Linked DNA regions of Homo sapiens: region 1 is linked to region 2. Evidence: chromatin contacts called from ENCODE Hi-C or POLR2A ChIA-PET data. All regions are on one chromosome and are shown on one strand. The core of a region is the stretch at or near the end of the contact, and the rest is flanking DNA. Distances in the headings are between cores, read along the strand shown. Region 1 has its middle 19 kb from the start of KPNA2. Region 2 holds the start of LINC00674 (long intergenic non-protein coding RNA 674).

Region 1 (6,359 bases), core at 2,027-4,526, 47 kb before region 2:
GGTTCAAGCGATTCTCCTGCTTCAGCCTCCCGAGTAACTGGGACTACAGGCGCATGCTGCCATGCCCGGCTAATTTTTTGTATTTTAGTGGAGACGGGGTTTCACTGTTGTTGACCAGGCTGGTCTCAAACTCCTGAGCTCAGGCGATCCGCCGGCCTAGGCCTCTCAAAGTGCTAGGGTTACAGGCGTGAGCCACCGCGCCCGGCCTTTTTTTTTTTTTTTTTTTTTTGACGGAGTCTTGTTCTTGTTGTCCAGGCTGGAGTGCAATGGCGCGATCTCGGCTCATTGGAACCTCCACTTCCCAGGTTCAAGTGATTCTCCTGCCTCAGCCTCCTGAGTAGCTGGGATTACAGGCATGCACCTCTGTGTCCAGCTAATTTTTATATTTTTAGAGACGGGGTTTCACCATGTTGACCAGGCTGGTCTAGAACTCCTGACCTTGTGATCTGCCTGAGAGGTGACAGCGTGCTGGCAGTCCTCAGAGCTCTCGCTTGCTCTCGGCACCGCCTCTGCCTGGGCTCCCACTTTGGCGTCACTTGAGGAGCCCTTCAGCCCACCATTGCACTGTGGTAGCACCTTTCTGGGCTGGCCAAGGCCAGAGCCGGCTCCTTCAGCTGGCAGGGAGGTGTGGAGAGAGAGGCGCGAGCGGGAACCGGGGCTGTGCGCAGCGCTTGCGGGCCAGCTGGAGTTCCGGGTGGGCGTGGGCTTGGCGGGCCCGCACTCGGAGCGGCCGGCCGGCCCTGCCGGCCCAGGGCAGTGAGGGGCTTAGCACCCGGACCAGCGGCTGCGGAGGGTGTACTGGGTCCCCCAGCAGTGCCAGCCCACCGGTGCTGCGCTCGATTTCTCGCCGGGTTGTAGCTGCCTTCCCACGGGGCAGGCCTCGGGACTGCAGCCCGCCATGCCTGAGCCTTCCTCCGCCTCCGTGGGTTTCTGTGCAGCCCGAGCCTCCCCAACGAATGCCGCCCCTTGCTCCACGGCGCCCAGTCCCATCGACCGCCCAAGGGCTGAGGAGTGCTAGCGCATGGCACAGCACTGGCAGGCAGCTCCACCTGTGACCCCGCTGTGGGATCCACTGGGTGAAGCCAGCTGGGCTCCTGAGTCTGGTGGGGACGTGGAGAGTCTTTATGTCTAGCTCAGGGATTGTAAATACACCAATCAGCACCCTGTGTTTAGCTCAAGGTTTGTGAATGCACCAATGGACACTCTGTATCTAGCTGCTCCGGTGGGGCCTTGGAGAACCTGTGTGTCGAATCTCTGTATCTAACTAATCTGATGGGGATGTGGAGAACCTTTCTATCTAGCTCAGGGATTGTAAACGCACCAATCAGCGCCCTGACAAAACAGGCCACTCGGCTCTACCAATCAGCGGGATGTGGGTGGGGCCAGATAAGAGAATAAAAGCAGGCTGCCCGAGCCAGCATTGCCAACCTGCTGAGGTCCTCTTACGCGCCATGGAAGCTTTGTTCTTTTGCTTTTTGCCATAAATCTTACTACTGCTTAGTTTTTGTGTCTACGGTGTTTTTAAAAGCTGTAACACTCGCCGAGAAGGTCTGCAACTTTCACTCCTGAGCCCAGCGAGACCACAAGGCCGTCGGGAGGAATGAACAACTCCAGATGCGCTGCCGTAAGAACTGTTAACACTCACCGTGAAGGTCTGTAGCTTCACTTCTGAGCCAGCGTAGACCATGAACCCACCAGAAGGAAGAAACTCCCAACACATCTGAACATCAGACAGGACAGACTCCAGACACGCCTCTTTAAGAGCTGTAACACTCACAGCGAGGGTTTGCAGCTTCGTTCTTGAAGTCAGTGAGACCAGGAACCCACCAGTTCTGGACACGTGCCCACCGTGGCCTCAAAGTGCTGGGATTACAGGCATGAGCCACTGCACCCTGTCGCTTTTTTTTAAATGTCACTCCCTGATCCTAAGTAGTGTAAGACCTCAGATGAACGAATGTAACTGCCATTGACTAAAGAACTCTAGTTGGACAGGCGTTTTAGCTGTTGTCCTTAAAAGATGGCCTTTGGTTGACATTCGTTCCAAAAGCATGATGAAACACTGAAAACTTGTGTGGTTCCTTTGTCCCAGGAAAGGGAAGATGGCAAGGGCTTATATCTCGTTTGGCAAGGAGTTCACAGTTTCCCTGCAAGCCCCAGAAGGTGGGTGGTAACAATGGGATGTGTTTGGCTCCTCATCCTCCTGCTGACAGCCAGGTCTCAGAGAGGCAAGTCCCACACTTCCCAAGCTCTGGATCCGAGCTTCGCTGCCGCAGAAGGAAAGTCTAACTAGTTAGGAAGCACAGAACTTGCCTGGCCTTCACCAGCATAATCAGATCTGTCATTCTCTTCAGGAACTGGCTCTGCTCTAGGCCTTGTTCTTTGCTCTGGAGGTAACAATTGCCATTTTTCTTTGGTATTTCTGCTGTAGTGATCATACTTGCCCTTCTCATAGGAAATCATGGGAATCAGCCCCAGTCACAGCTGGCTCCCAGATGGCTCTTGATCCTGTGACCCCACCAACATTCCAATGCGATTTGCTTGGGAGGTTCAAACTTGGCTTGCTGGGGCACCATTCTTCTGGAACCCCACCCTGGGAGATTTATAGGCAGGCCTTGGAGAGAACAAATCTCTAGAGGTGGGATGGGGCCAAGCAGTTTCCTTGTGTTGCATGTTCTAGAATTCTGCCTAAAACAAAAGAGGCTGACCTCATTCTTGCCCCACCCGAAGATTGAGCGGGAATAACTAACTAGCAAGCTATTACTGACATTGCTAAATTACCTAACAAAGTTCTTTCTGTCTCTGTCTCTGTCTCTCTTGATATATACTAATATATGTGTATGTATACTATATATATAAGAGAATTCTTCATATATATGTGCATACATAAGAGGAATTCTCTTCCAGTGTGTGTTCTTGCAGTAGGATGCTAAGTTTGACATAAAAATGATCTAAGAAGATTGTATTCTCCAGGTCCCAGGCTGAGAGTATCCAACCTGTTCAGGTAGAAATGGCCAGTAGAGCTCAGATAGTTTCTCATTACAAAGAAATTCTTTGGTGTCCATTTCCTGGAGATACTGTGGAGGATGCTAGCAGGTTTCTAACATACTTCAGCTGTTCAGGAAATACTTTAAATAATTTCCTGCTGTAGAGAGTAGGAGGAGGGCCTGAAACTTGGAATGCATTACTCTCTTTATGGTCTCAAATGTGGTTCACAAGGACCCTTCGCTGTTCACACACACGCTCCGAGGCGTTCTTTTCTGCCTCTACCAGCCTTTTTATGTGGGAATGTTCGTTTTCTAAGTGTGGCGAGAATCCTACTAACTTGGACTTCCCATAGCATGCTGGCCTGAGCTTCCTAAGGAACTCTACAAACATGAGCTAATTAAGCTTGGAAAGCCCCATGCCAGTCCTCCCGGCTATTATTGAAATGAGGCCAGCTCTGAGGTGGACCAGCTGCAGTTTTTGCCCGGCAGCAACAATTCAAACAGTGGAGAGGAAGGGAAGCTGGCTGCCTAACGCAATTGAAACTGCAAGGGAGAAGCAAGTTAGGCAACACGTAATTCATTGCCTCCTTGGTTTGCTTCAGCGTAACAGTGGGGCTCAGATACTGGCATTTTAACTGGGTCAGTTAGGCCTTTGTCCAGGATTTCAGGCAATGGCCCAAAAATGGACAAGTCTAAGATTTTGCTTTTTTTTTTTTTTTTTAATTGAGGTGGAGTTTTGCCTTTGTTGCCCAGGCTGGGTGCAATGGCGCCATCTCAGCTCACTGCAACCTCCACCTCCCAGGTTCAAGTGATTCTCCTGCCTCAGCCTCCCAAGTAGCTGGGATTACAGGCACGTGCCACCACACCCAGCTAATTTTGTATTTTTAGTAGAGTCAGGGTTTCACCATGTTGGTCAGGCTGGTCTCGAACTCCTGACCTCAAATGATCCACCCACCTCGGCCTCCCAAAGTGCTGGGATTACAGGCGTGAGCCACCGAGCCTGGCCTAAGATTTTGCTTTTATCTAAAGCAGTGGTTCTCAGTCGAGGGAGATATTGCCCCCCAAGATGACAATTGACAAATTCTGTAGACTTTTTTTTTTTTTTTTTTTTTTTTTTGCGACGGAGTTTCGCTCTTGTTGCCCAGGCTGGAGTGCAATGGCATGGTCTCAGCTCGCTGCAACCTCCACCTCGTGGGTTCAAGCGATTCTCTTGCCTCAGCCTCCCGAGTAGCTGGGATTACAGGTGCCTGCCACCACATATGGATACTTTTTGTATTTTTAGTAGAGATGGGGTTTTGCCATGTTGGCCAGGCGGTCTTGAACTCCTTGGCCTCCCAAAGTGCTGGGATTACAGGCGTGAGCCACCACGCCCAGCCAACAATTTACTTTTAAAAGGTAAAAGTAAAGCTGGTGACAATGAAAAGGGCATGTCTTTGCCCTTTTCTGCCTAAGAGATTAAAACGTGGACAACATGCAATAGCCTTCAACTCTGGTCTCCCTGCCTTCTCTTCCTCTGTTGTACCACACCAGTCCTCACAACCACCACAGGGTGTGTGCGTGTGTGTTTTATGAACCTTGTTCACCCTTACAACAACTTATTCTCCTAGATTCCTCCCTTTCTATTGTCTTTATTATAATAAGGTACAACTTTTTAATTTAATTTTTTTTTGAGACGAGTCTTGTTCTGTCGACCACGTTGGAGTGCAGTGGTGCGATATCAGCACGCTGCAACTTCCACCTCCCAGGTTCAAGGGATTATCCTGCCTCAGCCTCCCAAGTAGCTGGGACTACAGGTGCCCGACACCATGCCTGACTAATTTTTGCATTTTTAGTAGAGACGGGATTTCACCATGTTGGCCAGGCTGGACTCGAACTTCTGACCTCAGGTGATCCGCCCATCTTGGCTTCCCAAAGTGTTGAGATTACAGGCGTGAGACACCACACCTGGCCTTATGTGCAATTTGTATTCAGTAATGAGTGTGAAGTGCTGTAATCTGAAGCGTGCCGCTCAATGCTTTTTTTTTTTTCCCAGACAAGGTCTCACTCTGTCATCCAGGCTGGAGTTCAGTGGTGCAATCTTGGCTCACTGCAACCTCTGCCTCCCGGCTTCAAGTGATTCTTGTGCCTCAGCCTCATGAGTATGTGGGATTACAGGCCCAAGTCACAATGCCCAGCTAATTTTTGTATTTTTAGTAGAGATTGGGTTTCGCCATATTGCTCAGGCTGGTCTTGAACTCCTGGACTCAAGTGACCCTCCTGCCTCAGTCTCCCAAAGTGCTGGGATTACAGGAGTGAGCCACTGTACCCAGCCACTCAATGCATTTTTACCTACATGGACACCCAGGTAACCACCATCCAGATAAAGACATGGAACATTTCAGCTGAGTGCGGTGGCTCACTCCTATAATCCCAGCACTTTGAGAGGCCAAAGCAGGAGGATTGCTTGAGTCCAGGAGTTCAAGACCAGCCTGGGCAACATGACAAAACCCCGTCTCTACAAAATACAAAAATTAGCCAGGCGTGGTGGTGTGCACCTGTAGTCCCAGCTACTTGGGAGGCTGAGGTGGGAGGATCGCTTGAGCCAGGGAGGTCAAGGCTGCAGTGAGCTGAGATTGCACCACTGGACTCCAGCCTGGGTGATACAGTGAGACTCTATCTCAAAAAAAGAAAAAGAAAACTAATGTGCCTCCTTTATCTAAAACACCAATATTAAGAACAACGATATTTCTAAAAATTCAGAGCTAGGTGTCAAAATGAATTCACCCCAGAGTGCACCAGGCATCGTCAGATTCTCTTCACTAGATTCAACCCCCAGGGCTCCTAAGTGGCTTCCAACCTGTGCTGTGGATGGACAGTGAGTGAATGCTTTTGGCTTTACATAGGAACGGTGAGGACCGGGTGCGGTGGCTCACGCCTGTAATCCCAGCACTTTGGAAGGCTGAGGTGGGCAGATCACCTGAGGTCAGGAGTTCGTGACCAGCCTGATCAACATGGCGAAACCCTATCTCTACTAAAAATACAAAAAGTAGCCAGACATGGTGGCAGGGGCCTGTAATCCCAGCTACTTGGGAGGCTGAGGCAGGAGAATCACTTGAACCTGCGAGGCGGAGGTTGCAGTGAGCTGAGACCATGCCATTACACTCCAGCCTGGGCAACAAGAGAGAAACTCCGTCTCAAAAAACAAACAAACGAACAAAAAATGGGAAGGGTGAGAACAAATGTTTTTCCTTCTAATAGTTTAGAAAGACAGAAAGTGGAAGTTATTGGTTCACACACACACACACATCAACAAAGTATTTGTTTTCTCATGGTGTGCCAAGATTTTATGCATGTCAAAAATATGAACACAGGGCATAGGGTTTGCTATGAAAAGCA
Region 2 (6,025 bases), core at 614-3,113:
CTCCACCTGCAGCCCCGGTGGGGGATCCACTGGATGAAGCCAGCTGGGCTTCTGAGTCTGGTGGGGTCTTGGAAAACCTTTATGTCTAGCTCAGGGTTTGTGAGTGCACCAGTGGACACTCTATCTAGCTACTCTGGTGGGGCCTTGGAGAACCTTTATGTCTAGCTCAGGGATTGTAAATACACCAATCAGCACTCTGTATCTAGCTCAAGGTTTGTAAACACACCAATCAGCACCCTGTGTTTAGCTCAGGATTTGTGAATGCACCAATCAACACTCTGTATCTAGCTCAGGATTTGTGAATGCACCAATCGACACTCTGTATCTAGCTGCTCTGGTGGGGCCTTGGGGAACCTTTGTGTCCATACTCTGTATCTAACTAATCTGATGGTGACGTGGAGAACCTTTGTATCTAGCTCAGGGATTGTAAACACACCAATCAGCGCCCTGTCCAAACAGACCACTTGGCTCTACCAATCAGCAGGATGAGGGTGGGGCCAGATAAGAGAATAAAAGCAGGCTGCCAGAGCCTGCAGTGGTAACTCGTTCGCGTCTCTTTACACAGTGTGAAGTTTCAGTTTTTTGCTGTTTGGGTCCACACTGTTTTTATGAGCTGTAACACTCACCACGTAAGTCTCCAGTTTCTATCCTAAAGGCAGTAAGACAACAAGCTCACCGGGAAGGATGAACAGCGCCGGACACGTCGCCTTAAGAGCTATAACACTCACCACCAAGGCCTGCAGTTTCACTCCCGAGCTAGTGAGACCAAGAACCCACCTAAAGGAAAAAACTCCGAACACATCTTAAGGTCAAGAAGGAACGAACTCCTGACACGCCACCTTAAAAGCTGTAACACTCACCACCAGGGTCTGTGGCTTCATTCTTGAAGTCAGTGAGACCAAGAGCCCACCAATTCTGGACACAATAGGGCTGAGTGCGGTGGCTCAGGTCTGTAATCCCAGCACTTCGGGAGGCCAAGGCAGGCAGATCATTTGAGGTCAGGAGTTCGTGACCAACCTGGGCAACATAGAGAAACCTAAATGTCCCTCCTAAACGTGTCTTTACCAAAAATAAAAGAATTAGTGGGGTGTAGTGGTGCATACTGTGATCTCAGCTACTGCAGAGGCTCAGGTGGGAGGATCATCTGAGCCTGGGAAGTTGGGACTGCAGTGAGTCTGGGTGACAGGGAGACCCTGTCTTAAAAAAAAAAATTTTAGCAGTATAGTTACAAGGTCAAAGGATATGGTACATCTTTAGAAAGTTGTTATCTTTCTGCTCCTGAGATAAATACAGTAGTGTATGAACAACTCTTCATACGTTACTCCAAGGTTTATCTTGTTAATTCTTTAAGACGTATCATCTCCCTATCCTTGGCTGCACCTGAAAAGAGCGGGACTCTGCAGGTAACCCGATTTTCTCCACCAGGTGAGTCCCGGATGGAGGCGTCAACTACAAGACCAGGAACAGCACTCCTGGGGCTTTGCTGGAACCATCGGCGTGGGAATGCTGTCTCTTCCCTCGCCAGAAATACGACAAGTTCCCGGCGGGTAGCAGACTTGGTTCTAATTTTCCTCGCCCCAGCCTCTTGGAGCGCCCTGCATGCTGTGGGCGTCTAATAAATGCAGTCGGCCCTGCTTGGTCTAAAACTCTCCCTTGAGTGGACCGGACACTAAACCCCTCCAGGGGTCACAGCTGCCGCTCCCGCCGCCACTTTGCTCCTTGCCTGCTCCCTTCCCGCGTTCCGCCTGGGACCCTCGGCGGCAGCTCACACCTTCCCTCAGTGCCGGTGCCCGCTCCGGGCATCTGGCGCGCGCCCGCCGGCCCCGCCCCGCTGACCCCACCGGCCCCGCCTCCCATCTCCCCCTCGCCCCCCCGGAGCCGACAAATGGCCGCGGCGGCCTCAGGTCCGGCGTCACTCAGACAAGGGGGCGGGTGGAGGAGGAAGCGGCCAAGTCCACAGTCCTGCTCCCGTGCCGCCGAGCACCGCCCACCTCAGCTGACCAGCCCTGTCCGCTACTAGGCCTCGCCTAGAGGAGGGAAAGGCCGTGGCGTCCGCTCCCTCCGCGGCTCATGGCGACGACGCTTGGCACATCCGGGACCCTCAGGCCGCTGCAGTCGCGTCGCCGGCTGCTCGGGCCCCAGCCCCGGCCGCTGTGGTGACTCCGCCGCGCCTCGCCGTCGCCCCCGTCCCGCCCGCCGCCCCAGCCGCCAGGGACATGTCTAACCTCGGAGGCCGTAGGAACGGGCCTGTCGAAGTGCGCCTGACAGGTGAAGGGGGCGCGGCGGGCCGGGCTGGGCAGCCGCGAGGTGGGCGAGCTGGCAGGGGTGCTTGTGGCCTTGGGAAGGGCCAGGGTCGCGATCAGTGGTGAGTTGGGGGTCGGAGGTGTGGGAAGGCCTAGTTCAGAGAGAGCAATTGGAAAACCACTTGTTCCGGTTTGGACATTGTTTAAAAAGCCGAGGATGACTCGGGGCGGGGGGGTGGTGTTTTGTGGAGGGGAGGGTACACCAGTTCGCATCGCAGGCGGATTTCAGGTCGGAAAGTCTTGGTCAAGGAGCCCGACGCTGCCTCCCGGGGCTCGGGGAACAGCCCCTGGGCTACCGCCCAGGTGAGATCGTGAAGGGGATGAAGAGCTCCCGTGGCGAGGATTATTGAATTCGGTTGCTGACTGCGCGCAGTAAACACTCCTTAAAGATGGAGCGCTTAACGGGAGGGTGTGCGTCTGTGTTCCCGGGTTGTTACCTTGCACACACCCACTTATGCCCGCGTGAAAAACCTTTACTCCCCGCCGCCGGCCACCGCTGCCAGGGTCACACACCTTAAACTCACGTCTCTCTGAGGAGGGGAGACAGGTTGACTTCCGGTGTGCCTGTCTGATCCGACGGCTTGGGCTCATTGTACACTGTGTTTTGGAAGTGTCTGATTGTAGGGTGGCATGTTTGGGGGTTGTTCCTTATAGGCCGCAGAACTTGTGTCTCACTTCTAGCTCCAGACCTGCTTTAAAAACACACTTTTTTTTTTGGTGGGGGGGCGGAGAGGGTACAATTCTAAGTATGTCCTCATACAAATTTTCGAACAAACTTTCTGTTACTCTCCCCACCCTCCCCCTTCCTTTTTCGAAATGGAAAAGAGTGTCCAGAGGGGTTGCTAGATAGAAGACTACACTTACAAAGTGTTTATGATTCCAGGTGCATGAAATCTTTAACATTACAGGTACGTTTTGCTTACAGTGCCATTTTTGGTATTCTTACAGGGACATGCCACCCCCGTTTTAGGAGAACTTGTATTTGGTTTGAGAAGGAATTGGAATCACGGCGTTATCCTACCTTCACCATTTACCCCTGATAAATTGTCCACGTTTATATTTGGGTGAGTGGTGAGAAAGATAATTTTCCGTAGAGGATTTGTGTGTGCGTGCACATGTACTAATAAACTGTAATTATATTTGCCCACACTAGACTTTGAGATTTATTTGGACTAATTTTGCAGTTGAATGCTTGTGTGTCACATCCCAGTCCACTGGCTAAACTTGCTGGATGAAAACTTGCAGTGAATTTGGTATTTGAGAATTTAGCTTGAATGTGTATGTTGGCTGCAATTTAGATAATGTATTACCTTCATGACAGTTTTCCTTTCCCTAGGGAAAATTGCCAGGAATCATTAACTGAGTGGTTCTTAATGGAAAACCTGGATTGGAGGATACTTATATTCCCCCCCACCCCCCATTCAGTGTCCTTATATTGGGAGGAGTCAGTGGAAACCTTTGTAGGGGATCTTTGTTGCTTTGGAGTTTATCTGTTGCTGTTACTATCTGGAGTCAGTGATTGTGGAAAGAACATGTGATCCCAGGTGTGCAGAAAGCATCAGAAATAGGCTGTTTCCATTTACTTTCCTCTGGGCTATATAGAGAAAATGAGGAAAAAGTAGGGATTTTGATTTTCTGCAGATAAAATGAGTTGAAGTTTTTAGTATGACTCAATAGATCTTAAAGTGTTTATCTGCAGTTTCTGTACTGCCTAAGATACATTATAAAAATCTGTATGTAAAGTTTGTTAAGAGGAAAGATTATGCTTATCTTTTAGGGGAAGAGGGAATATTGAGCTACATTTATAGAGTGATTTTGTTTCAGGTTTTTCTGAGGAATTTTAAATACCCTGTGTCCTCTTAATAGTAAAAACAGTTTGAGGTACTCTAAGTTTCTTACAACTATTTGTCTCTGAATAGTTTTCTCTTAAAATTTGACAAATATTAAAAACATTGTCCTTCCTTCTTTGGTTACAGTGGAGTCTCTTCTGTTTTGCCAGGAAAGTTAACATATTGTTTTTTTCATTTTTGTTCATCATTTACAAATTAGATGGTATAGATTTTAGCAAATAGATCTCAAGAACTGGATTCAATTAGCAGCTTTTAAGGACATAAACATTAAAGGGTTAGATGGAAAAGATTGTTTTGACTGACTGGATAAATGACAGGGCTGTGTTTGATGTGTGTCCAGGAATTGGTCTGGAGCTGGTGCCCAACTTCTCAGTCCATCTTGAGAAGCCAAATAAAATACTTAACCTAGGCCTCATTTTGTTCAAAAAAAAAAAAAAAAAAAGTTGATTCTTTGTGAAGACCTTAAGAAATGTTTGGCATACCTTTAGACTAAGTGACAGTTCATTTAGATCTGGGTTCCCTAATAGAGGAAAAAAAATCACTTAAAAAAAGACAGATCCCACAGCGAATTTATATTTGGTTTACAATACACTTGGGCTATAAGATGTTTTAAAATTATTGTTCTTTGCTTTAAGTTAATAACATATTAGTATTTTAAATTTATAGAGTACCTTTGATTTCAAGATGCTGTATAAACTTCAGTTACTTGGTAATAACCTTATTGTGGAATTGCCCCTTTACTGAAAGGTATCAACATTTCTTGCGTGGTGACACACACACACACACACACACTCTCTCACACACTCATACACACTCTCTTTCTGAAGAAAAGGAAACATTTAAACCATGAGATCTCTGCCCACAATTGATATTAGACGTTTCCACATACTATTCTTAAAACCACTATCAGTGAACTGTTTGGTGTTTGTCAACGCTAACAAGGTGGGGCTAATTTAATAATTTAATCCCAAATTTTAGATTCCTCAGGCAATTGGGGGTTAGAATCCGATTTCATCCATCAAGCTACTTCTGTTCTTTATGACACATTAACATATGATCATTAAAATGGGCTGTGTGGTAACACTATTAACTTCAACTAATATTTCTATAACAAATTGATGACAAAATGTATAATTTCTATATCATTATGTTTATATGACTGTCTTATACAGGCTTTTCTTCCAATGGGTTGGATAGAAAAATATTCTTTTTTTTTTTTTTTTTTTTTTTTGAGTTGGAGTCTTCCTCTGTCGCTCAGGCTGGAGTGCAGTGGTGCAATCTCTCGGCTCACTGCAAGTTCCGCCTCCCAGGTTCACGCCATTCTCCTGCCTCAGCCTCCCGAGTAGCTGGTACTACAGGCACCCGCCACCACGCCCGGCTAACTTTGTTTTTGTATTTTAAGTAGAGACGGGGTTTCACCGTGTTAGCCAGGATGGTCTCAATCTCCTGACCTCATGATCCTCCCACCTTGGCCTCCCAAAGTGCTGGGATTACAGGCATGAGCCACGGTGCCCGGCCTAGAAAAATATTCTTTACAGTAAAAACTTTGGGATAATTTTTTAGACCATTATTGTTTCTGAAAACCAAAGGCTGGAAAAAGCAGCTTAGTGTAATTTCTAATATTTTAAATTCTTAGGTATGGAGAAGTAGAATAAGATTACTCCTCCAGAACATTTATTTCAGACATTTTTATACATTTAATGTTTTTGTATGCTGTTTCTCATGTTATTAATTTCAAAGCCCTTGGCAATAAGGAGGTTAAACTTGTCTATAGTGTAAGGAAATTTAACTTTAAAAATTTTCCTTTAGATATGCTAGCATCTTAATCTTGGTACACTACATATTTTATCGAGTCAAGGCTTTAAAAATTAT

The links. A loop is a pair of places that touch in the nucleus more often than their neighbours do. ChIA-PET counts read pairs that join two places held with the same protein, here RNA polymerase II (POLR2A). Pooled maps may share reads with other maps.
Region 1: a loop to region 2 is called in a map of endothelial cell of umbilical vein, with 6 times the contacts of the local background. The contact joins the enhancer-like site here to the promoter of LINC00674 in region 2. A Hi-C loop is called at or near these places in 5 of 168 maps with a recorded cell type or tissue (CD4-positive, alpha-beta memory T cell, PC-3, endothelial cell of umbilical vein and 2 more), 1 of 37 single-sample maps with no recorded cell type and 12 of 50 pooled maps. POLR2A ChIA-PET finds 5 or more read pairs at or near these places in 6 of 52 experiments (A673, SK-N-SH, activated CD4-positive, alpha-beta T cell and 3 more).

Annotation. Positions count from the first base shown.
Region 1 is chr17:68,051,240-68,057,598 of GRCh38, forward strand. No RefSeq gene overlaps it. Among named protein-coding and RNA genes, the nearest start is that of KPNA2, 19 kb to the left of the region's middle. Within about 2 kb of position 3,277, at least 14 of the 41 ENCODE cell types and tissues checked have a DNase peak (open chromatin) inside an H3K27ac peak, as active enhancers do; they include A673 and endothelial cell of umbilical vein, where a contact is called at or near this core.
Region 2 is chr17:68,099,692-68,105,716 of GRCh38, forward strand. LINC00674 (long intergenic non-protein coding RNA 674) reads left to right here and starts at 1,864. Exons shown (of 6, transcript NR_027418.1): 1 at 1,864-2,268; 2 at 3,252-3,367. LOC124904048 (a long non-coding RNA gene) reads right to left here and starts at 1,805. Exons shown (of 2, transcript XR_007065885.1): 1 at 861-1,805. RefSeq lists enhancers at 1,205-1,984, 1,985-2,763 and silencers at 1,729-1,868, 1,919-1,978, 2,139-2,298.